Regions from separate parts of the Homo sapiens genome. Here region 2 is linked to region 1. Evidence: chromatin contacts called from ENCODE Hi-C or POLR2A ChIA-PET data. All regions are on one chromosome and are shown on one strand. The core of a region is the stretch at or near the end of the contact, and the rest is flanking DNA. Distances in the headings are between cores, read along the strand shown.

The links. Hi-C counts contacts between places; a loop is a spot of excess contacts on that map. ChIA-PET counts read pairs that join two places held with the same protein, here RNA polymerase II (POLR2A). Pooled maps may share reads with other maps.
Region 2: POLR2A ChIA-PET joins it to region 1 with 13 read pairs in CD4-positive, alpha-beta memory T cell. The contact joins the enhancer-like site here to the promoter of DLEU2 in region 1. A Hi-C loop is called at or near these places in 4 of 168 maps with a recorded cell type or tissue (CD4-positive, alpha-beta memory T cell, HepG2, PC-9 and 1 more), 6 of 37 single-sample maps with no recorded cell type and 11 of 50 pooled maps. POLR2A ChIA-PET finds 5 or more read pairs at or near these places in 13 of 52 experiments (CD4-positive, alpha-beta T cell, CD4-positive, alpha-beta memory T cell, HEK293T and 8 more).

The regions. Positions count from the first base shown.
Region 1 is chr13:50,122,865-50,127,139 of GRCh38, forward strand. It overlaps DLEU2 (deleted in lymphocytic leukemia 2), which reads right to left and starts at 2,677. Exons shown (of 14, transcript NR_152566.1): 1 at 2,438-2,677. All of the region lies in intron 2 of DLEU1 (deleted in lymphocytic leukemia 1), which reads left to right. RefSeq lists silencers at 1,140-1,649, 1,730-2,239, 2,560-2,769, 2,800-3,129 and an enhancer at 2,798-3,508.
Region 2 is chr13:50,246,818-50,251,569 of GRCh38, forward strand. All of the region lies in intron 2 of DLEU1 (deleted in lymphocytic leukemia 1), which reads left to right. Among named protein-coding and RNA genes, the nearest start is that of DLEU2, 120 kb to the left of the region's middle. RefSeq lists an enhancer at 2,238-2,753. Within about 2 kb of position 2,159, at least 4 of the 41 ENCODE cell types and tissues checked have a DNase peak (open chromatin) inside an H3K27ac peak, as active enhancers do; they include CD4-positive, alpha-beta T cell, where a contact is called at or near this core.

The sequences.
Region 1 (4,275 bases), core at 1,427-3,926:
TTACTTAGGTCACAGGCTGTTTTACATTCCATCTTCAAGTCTCCAGGACTTCAACCAGTGTACACCTCAATATGACATTTCCAAAACTCCTTTCATGGCTCTCCCTTTCCTATGTTTTAGTCCTGAGGCAGAATAGGAATTTACTCATAAAGCAAGTAACCCCCCTAAAATTGTATGCAAAATTTTAGTATAGGTATGTAAGCGCATTTTTTTTTCCTAGAGAAAGAGCCCATTGCTTTTTATTTTCCTCAAAAGGTATGTGTTTCCCCCAAAACTTGTAGGTCTCAGGCTAAAGTCCAAATTCTTCAGCATGCAGGGTATATACAAAGCCCTGCCCGACCTGGCCTCTTGCCTCCCTGCAGCTAACCTGGCAATTGCTCTCTCTTAACATCTACCTCCTGGATTTACAAACTGGGGTGGAGGTGGGAAAAAAGAATCAAAATCATAAAGTGAAGCCAAAACTGTTTGTGTAGCATTTATACACTGTTGAAGAATCAAAGGCCTTTTTTTCATAGTGCTTTTCGGGAGGGAGAAATTGGATTGTAAACATGTAATTTACAATCTCCACATTTTTTATTCTAGATAAATGCCACACACACCTTCCTGTTACAGAATATTGCATAGCAACTTTCAACATCATTCAGTTTTTTAATACCTATCCACATATGATGTTATGTATTTTACAAATCCTGCAACTAACAACGCAGTTCTTGATAGACTGCGATCTACTGGGAGGACTGCTCGGTTTTCACCTGAATTATTGCTCGTGGTTCACACACTAACACCCAAAAAGACACTCTACGGGTCATGACGTGTCCCTAAAATCCTCCATCTACTCCAGAAAACGTTCTAACTTTTTGAGACGAACTGTTGTAACTAGTCTCCTGGCGAGGCCTGCTATGTCTTATACCACAGGCTCTAACTGCCAAATCTTTTTCAGAAGTCTTTCAGTTGTTGCCTCCAAACGGAGCTCTTTGCAGTCCTCGGGCGGACGAATGGACGGATTCGAGCGAAGCTTATTTCCCTTCTCCTAACGCATCTACCTATAAATAGCGCTCACCGCGCTGAGTCACCAAAACCCCGAGTTTCCCCAAATAGCGCGTAACGACTGCTGGGATCGCGTCCCTCGGGGCTCTGTGACAGACTCCAACCACACACCCGCTGGGCTGGACTGCGGGCCCACACGGCCCAGCGGGTCTCTCACCACCCGGCGCCCCAGGGACGCGGGCGAGGCCGCGGTGTCCGGACCGAGTCGACAGCGTCGGACTTCCCGCGCGCGGACGGCGCTCTGGGGAAGGAGGAGCCGGCGGGCGGCTGGACCTGGCCTTGACTGCGCGGGGTCCGCCCCCGCCCCCTCGGGAGCGCAGAGTTGCGGGGGGCCGGCACCAGCCTCCGCCCTGCGCCGCCCGCTCACACAATGGGACGCGTCGGGAGGGGGCGGCCGCGGCTCCCATTCCGGTCCCAGGGCGGGGACTCCGGGCGGCGGGAGAAGCAGTCGGGCTGGGGCCAGAAGGAAAACCCCTCTCTCCCTCTGCCCACTCAAACTGCGAAAGGGCTCCAGCCGGCGGTGCCAGGGGCTGGGGAGCAGCTGGGGAGGGAGCGGAAGTGCCACCCCCTGCAGTCAAGGGTGGTGACGTCACCCCTGCAGCCAGCCTGTAGCGGGGGTGTCTGTACATCACATGACCCGGCCCCCCTCTCCCCGCCGAAGCCCGCGCGCGCGCTCTCTCCCCCAGCCCCGACTCCCACCTCTCCCCCGCCCCCTCTCCCCAACTTTCGCCCTCCCCGCTCCGGCACCGCTGTCAACAGCGCCAGCTCCGCCCCCTCCCCGCGCCCTGTGGAACCGCCACGGCGGCGCGGCGGGCGCTCGCGCTCAGGTCCGAGGCTCCGAGAAGCGAGCGTGCCCCGGTTCCACCCTGCCCCCCAGCTCAGTGCTTGCTGGCTGCGTGGGCACCAGAGCCAGGGGGCACGGCGGCGTGCAGCGACAGCGCTTCTCTGCTCCATCCTCCCACAGCAGTTAGAGGACGAAGCTGAGGCGCCGGGTCCGAGCTCGGAGGGAGCGAGGCGCATGCAGCGGCCTCCGGGCCCTGACGCGTAGCCTCCGGGGGTCGGCCCACGGGCGAGAGAAGCAGCCGGGAGCCCCTCCTCGACCCCAGCAAGGCGGCCCGCGCCTCCGCTCTCCCTACCGCCCGGGTGGCGCACGCCAGTCCTCCGTCTTTGGCTGCGGCGCAGGCACCGGCCATACGACGAGGGGCCAGGCGGGGACCGCCTCCTTGAGCCCCCTCGGCCACCCCTGCCGTGTGGACTGCTGGGGTTGCAGATTTGCTGGCTGTTGCTGCAGCGCCTCGTTCTATTTTTCCTCTCAGTTCCCTTCTAAAAGTGGAGGCTCGGGGGAGGAAAAAGAAAGCCCACAGTGTTGAAAGGGGCGGTACGGACTGACCTGTCAACGGCGGAGGAGGAAGACCCCCGTTCGGGGCGAGCTCTCGAGCCCGCGCAGGGATCGGAGCTCTGGGCTCGCGCGGAAAGGCACGGCGGCAGCTGTGCCTCAGCCAGGTGTCCCCCCTCGGCGGGGCCCGCGCCGCCGCGCCCGCCCCCTCCCCCGGCGCAGCGCTCCCCGCCCCATCGCCGGGGACCAGGGAACCCCCCGGCTCGATTTTTTGTGCAGTTTCAGCAAAGCTCCGAGGAAGTTGGTCCTTTTGTTCCACTATTTATAGATTGCGTCAACATTGCGAAAAGGAGAAGGCGGAGCGGTGGCCCCTCCCCCTCCCCTCCCCCCGCCGGCTCCTGGGAGAGAAAAGCCCCAGCACACGACCTAAGTACACAGCGCGCCAGCCGCCCGCCCGCGGCCTTCTGCTCCCCGCTTCTTCCCCCTCCCAGCCGGGGCCCGAACGCTGCCAACCCCGTCACGTGCCCGCCCGGGAAAACCAGCTCCCCGGGGCTCCGCGCCGCCCGCCAGGCTTCGTGGCGGCGGCGGCGGCAGCGGCCTCACCCAGCTCGTGGGCTCGGGCCGCGGCTCAGGCGTCACGCATAGCGTGGGCACCCACGCCCTCGCCACCCGACGAGGATCTCGGGCTCCGCGACCTGTGGGAGTGCTGCGGGGCGTCCCGCACTTCCGCCCTCTCTCGTCTCCGGCTCCCCAGTCGCCGCCCCGCTCGCCGAGTGTGCGCGCATTCGGGCCTCGCCTCGGAGCCGGGAGGCTGTCCTGTCCCCAGGCCCCTCGCGCGGCCGCTCTTCCAGGCATTGCGGTGCTAGCCCCCTCTCCCGCGCACGACTGGGGAGGGCAGAGGTGTGAGGGATGCGGGGGTGGCTCGCAGCCGTTCGCGGGCAGGCGGGCGGAGCGCGGGAAGCGCGGTGCGGGCGTTCCATGGCGCACCCAGACGCTCTCCCTCCTCCGCAGGTGCAGCGGGGCGTTGCGCGAGCTCGAGTCCCCCTTCCCGGACAGCTAGGGAGAAGGGAGTTTGCAGACCGGAGCTACAGTTGGAAGAATATAGTTTTTGAGAAGTTACTGGAAGTTAGATGTGAGACAAAAACAGACGAACTTTCCTTCAAAGCCTTATGACGAAATGATAGGCCTTGCCATACCCTTGAAATGAAACTGAGCTCCCTACCGGCCTAAAGCCGCTGTTCCTGAGCTTCATGTAAACAAGGAGGGCGGTAAACACCAGAGGAAGGCCTTACAACAATACCAAGTGCAAGTAGCTCATTTGAGTGTTATTTATCTTAGCAGCTTCCCTGAGTGATTTATGTATATTGCAGTTTAACTTTACAGGGTGGGAATAAAATAATTTGGCTTCTCAGCTCACTGGCGGAAGAAACTAGAGCTGAGCTGGGACGAGGGCAAGAAGCGCGTCGCACCTTTCCTGGCAGCTGAACAGTGTGATGAACAGTCTGGAAGGGTTATGTTATTACTTAAGGGGTTTGGGGAAACCGTTCCCGCGCACAGACCCTCATTCGGGCCAACTGCAGGCCGTGGGGGACTCTTCAAGGACTCGCGCAACCCGAGCCGAGCTTCCTGGCTGGGCACTGGGCTCAGCCAGTGCTGAGAGCGCTTTCGCTGGGCCAGTCAAGACAGCAATAAGTTTGCCTCTATTTGGGAAACCTTTCCAGGCTTGCCTGCCCTCTTTTAAGAGGGAGACTAGGTGGTGGGATCGTCAGCTGCCAATGTGTGCACTCGTTCTAAAGAAGGCGAGAGGAAGTAAAGCGAACCTGTGCAGTGTTTGCTGGGCTTCCAAAACGCGGAGCTTAGTCGACCCCCCAGCGAACCGGACGGCGCTTTGG
Region 2 (4,752 bases), core at 909-3,408, 120 kb after region 1:
TGGCAAACCCATTTTTGAAGATACTACTCAAACATTTCATCCTCTTTGAAGCCTTTCTGACCCACTCTTCCTGTGCTGGGAACAACTGGCTTCTCTTTTCTGAACTAATGTTATGCCAATAAACACCAGAGTAAGGGAATTTATTCCATATTCCATTATTTCTTTTTGCATGTCTGTATCACCTACTGAGAATTCATTGTGGATAATGATTTTCTTTTTAATTTTTATATTCTTAGGCATTGCCTAGTGCTCTCAATAAGTATTTGTTGAATAAATAAATGAATGAATTACTGAAAATACAGTGACTTAATTTCTGGCCCCAACACTTACGTTTTAGAAAGGTTTTGATCTCTGCCTGTGAAATGCTCTTTGAAATGGCTTTCTGAGTAGTAATGGGATTGGAAGAGTTCGGAGAATTCCATGTATCCTATGGTGATGTCTGGAGTGAAACATGGTATGAATCAAATTGCATTTTAGTTTAAATTAACTCATCCAATTAAGAGAAGTTAATTAGATTAACCTGCCAGCAAGGGATTAGAACTGGTATTATGATGACTAGTTTCTTCCTCATAATAATGAATGTGAAATTTCACTAATGGAGTGAAATTTGTGCAGCCACCCATGGATTGATTGAATTGGCAAAAATTCAAATAAGTTAAAAAAATATGGCTCTCATTGCTTTTGACTAATTTATAATTTTTAATTGAAAAAATGATTTATTATCAGTGTTAAAGAAGACTTAAAGAAATAAATAAATCACTGATAAATCTGTCATCCTAAGCAGCAGATGTTTTTGAGTTAAATATAACTTTTGCATACATGTATATTTTTATATAGTTGTATCATGGTATGTTTTTCATTTTTCTATAGGCTTCCCATATGTGATCATCTATAATGAATGTATAGCAATATTTACCAAAATATATTCTACAGAATGCTATTTTCTTGAGATTTAATTGACATTACTTGGGGATAATAAAACATCACTGAAGTCAAATAAGTTTGGGAAATTATAAAAGTAAACAAATTTCTTCACTGTAGTATTTCTGAAAGCCTATAATATTGTAAAATGCTTTTTTAAAAGATGAGGATTTGACACATATTCTCCAAATTAATATTTACGTGAAATGTTTTCTTTTTACACTATGAAAAACTGTCACACTAAAAACTGTTTAGAACATACTTTGGGAATCAGTGATGGGTAGAATTCTGTGGTGCTGCAATAACCTAATTTACTACCCCATTCCTCTACTGTTGGACAAGGATGTTCAAACCCAAGTTTCTTAACGTGGTCGACACATCCATGTAGGGTCTGGTCCCTCTTGGCCTCATCTCCCACCCTCTTCCCCCTTGCTCACTGTGCTCTTAACACCTTGGTTTCCTTCAGTTTCTGGAACTCACTAACCTCTGCCCCCATGTCAGGCAGGGCTTTTGCACATGCTAATTTGCCTCTTATAGATAATAGTACTTTTTTTTTTTTGAGATGGAGTCTCACTCTGTTACCCAGACTGGAGTGCAGTGGCATGATCTCGGCTCTACAACCTCCGCCTCCCAGGTTCAGGTGATTCTCCTGCCTCAGCCTCCCAAGTAGCTGGGACTACAGGCATGCACCACTACACTCAGCTAATTTTTGTAGTTTTAGTAGAGATGGGGTTTCACCATGTTGGTTGGCCAGGATGGTCTCTATCTCTTGACCTCGTGATCCACCCACCTCAGACTCCCAAAGTGCTGGGATTATAGGCATGAGCCACCATGCCCACTCTGATAAATAGTACATTTATCATGTTTCCTTTTATCGAATTATTTCCCAACTTACTACCCATTTTCAGGAGACATAATTAGTAACATAAAGAAATCTAGTACTATTGGTTTCATTTTGAACCAGCACTGTGCTGCATGGCATTTTCCTGTCTTTCCAGTAACAGCCAATCACAGCTCACTATTATGGATGTCAGCCTCAACAAAACCAAAAGAGCAAGGCACATAATCGATCACAATGCCAAGACCAGTGACTTTCAGATCAGTTATTCTATTCTCTCTGTGGATGAGATCCATTGAGGGTCGGCCAGATGTCTTTTTTCAGGGGTTTTTCAGAATATATGTTTCATGTTGTTACACATCATTGCTCACAAGGATTTTGCTCAGTGTGACAAGGAAGTGGCAGTTTGCTTGCTCCTTCCACACTCTTGAAGGCCTATGGTGCTCTAAAGGAAGTGAAGGGTGACTGTTGACCTAGTTAGAGCAGCCTCCCAAGAATGCAAAATGAGACCTGGGGGACACACATCCTACTCTGTATTTTGCAGCTCATCAGTAATTTTATTAGGAAAGAAGATGAAAGTATAGAAGGAATAATTATCAAAAAGTATAAGTGACCCCAAATCATAGAGTAAGGTTTTTGGTCTAACCCATTGATTTTACAGATGAGGAATGGCAGATCCAGGGCTGAGACCACAACACAACTTCAGGAGGAGGCATTCGCATAGACAATGGGATGAATGGGGCCCCCTGGAGTTGTTCAGTGGGTTAGCCCTGTTCAGAGAAGTTAAGAGACTTGTCCAAGGTCACTTTGTAGGTTTAGCCTGCTGTTCTTTTGTGTTTGATGATAGAATAGGCATGAACTAGAGAATTACAATTTGGACTGGCTACAGTGATAGTCTAAAATTAGTGTAAAGCCAAAAGTATAAACTCAGTTTAAGTTTTGAAATGAATTGACTCAATCAAGGTGGGGGACATATTGGCTTGACAGCATTTAAATTAAAAAAGTCTCAGTGAGGAGTTAGTTGGCCATAAGCACTGTGTTAGGCAACCTGAGGTCTGCAGTGGTAAAGTGATTTATTGGAATCCTATGCTGGAGTGATAGAGACAGTGCATCCCACACCCCTGTACTGACTAGGACGCAACTGAAATTTTGCACTGAGTTCAAGGAGTCATATTTTTTAAAGGGACAATAATAAATCTTTGATCTCCAAGGTCATGTGCAGGGCACTTAGTACCAACTCAATGGATGTTTATTCAGTTAGTTTGTTGCTAAACTAACTATGCTGTATGTAAAGTGCCTGACACATAGTAGGTGCCCAGAAATGTTAGTTTTTATTCTCTTTTCCGGAGGAGGACAATGAGATTGCTATAGATTCTTGCAAACATGCTGACTAAAGAACCCGTGAGGAAGTTAGGAATTACTGTGAATCTTTGAGTCTTCTAACACTGAGAGCCTGATTCTCTGCTTTATTTAAATAATAATAAACAGGATTTATTATTAAGATCTCATTGGAACTGTAGAAATGTCAGTGAGTCTCCCTCCCTCCCTCACTCCCTTCCTCTCTTTCTTCCTCCCTTCCTCACTTCCTTCCTTCCTTCCTCATTATTGATTATCCTGGCAATGTGTTACACTCTGGGAATTCAAAAATTAGTGATTTATGATTACTCTTAAGGGACAGACATGGAAACAAACACATTACAATATAGTGTGATAGTTGCAGCAATAGAAGCACGTGGACAGCACAGATATAATAATTCAATTCAACACATACTTGCTGTGAGAACTTCTATGTACCAGGCACTGTGCTAAGCTCTGAGAATACAGCTGAACACAAGACAGACACATCTCTTGGGGGGAGATAGACATTAAATAATTAATTACATATGTGGAAGTATTCCACAAGCTACCATGAGAATGAGGGTTGTGAGAAAAGAAAGGCTTCGCTGAAGAAGTAGTGTTTGAGCTGAGGCTGAATAAAGTGTAGAGATTGGCCAAGCGTGAAGGGAGGGGAAGAGAATCCCAGCGAGATGTCACCAGTGAACTTCCCTAAAGCCCCGTCATCAAGCTTCCCTGAAATCGTTTTTGTAAAGAACCTTTTTTTTTTTTTTTTTTTTTAGAGATAAGGTCTTGCTTTATTGCCCAGGCTGGAGTGCTGTGGCATGATCAGAGTTCACTGTAACCTCGAACTTCTGGGCTCAAGCGATCCTCCTGCTTCAGCCTCCTGAGTAGCTAGGACTACAGCCATGTACCACCATGCCTGGGTAATTATCTTTTTCTTTTCCATAAAGACATGATTTCACTCTGTTGCCCAGGCTGGTCTCAAACTCCTGGCCTCAAGTGATCCTCTTGCCTTGATCTTCCAAAGGGCTGGGATTACAGGTATGAGTTACCACACCTGCTGATTTCCGTGAAATCTAAATGTTCTTTTGCAAAGTTCGTGTGTGAGGATCACTTCAAGTTTTTCTCATATTTGCTGGAGAGAGAAATAATCCAAGATGCACATAGAGGTATTATAGTAAACTTGGAGACTCATGCTTGTTTTGGCAGTGTTGGTGTGACTTACAGACAAAATAGAAGGTCTTGTTTGTTATGAATTAAAGAGTTTGGAGCAGATCTTCCACACTTATATGGAGATTCATTTCTTAGGGTGACTTTCTCTCAAGGGCATCTTATAAAATTCATGTATTCTAAGAAAATATAATACATTAGCAGGAGTAAGTGTAACATTACTTTTTGAAGGAAGAGAAAGGAAAGAAGGGGCAAAGGCCTTGTTGGGGTCGGGGGAGTGACCTGAAATTAAAGGATAATGAAGGGGAGGCCATGGAATAAGATACCACATTTCTCTAGACTCAAACTGTCTAGGGCTGGCCTTGAGGAATGGGTTAAAATAAAATATAGAAAAAAAAGAGAAAATATTGGAAACCAAAATGATTTACATGGGTGCTCTGAATTCATGAATCATCTACAGAGAAGTAAGAGTGAAAAATCTTCCT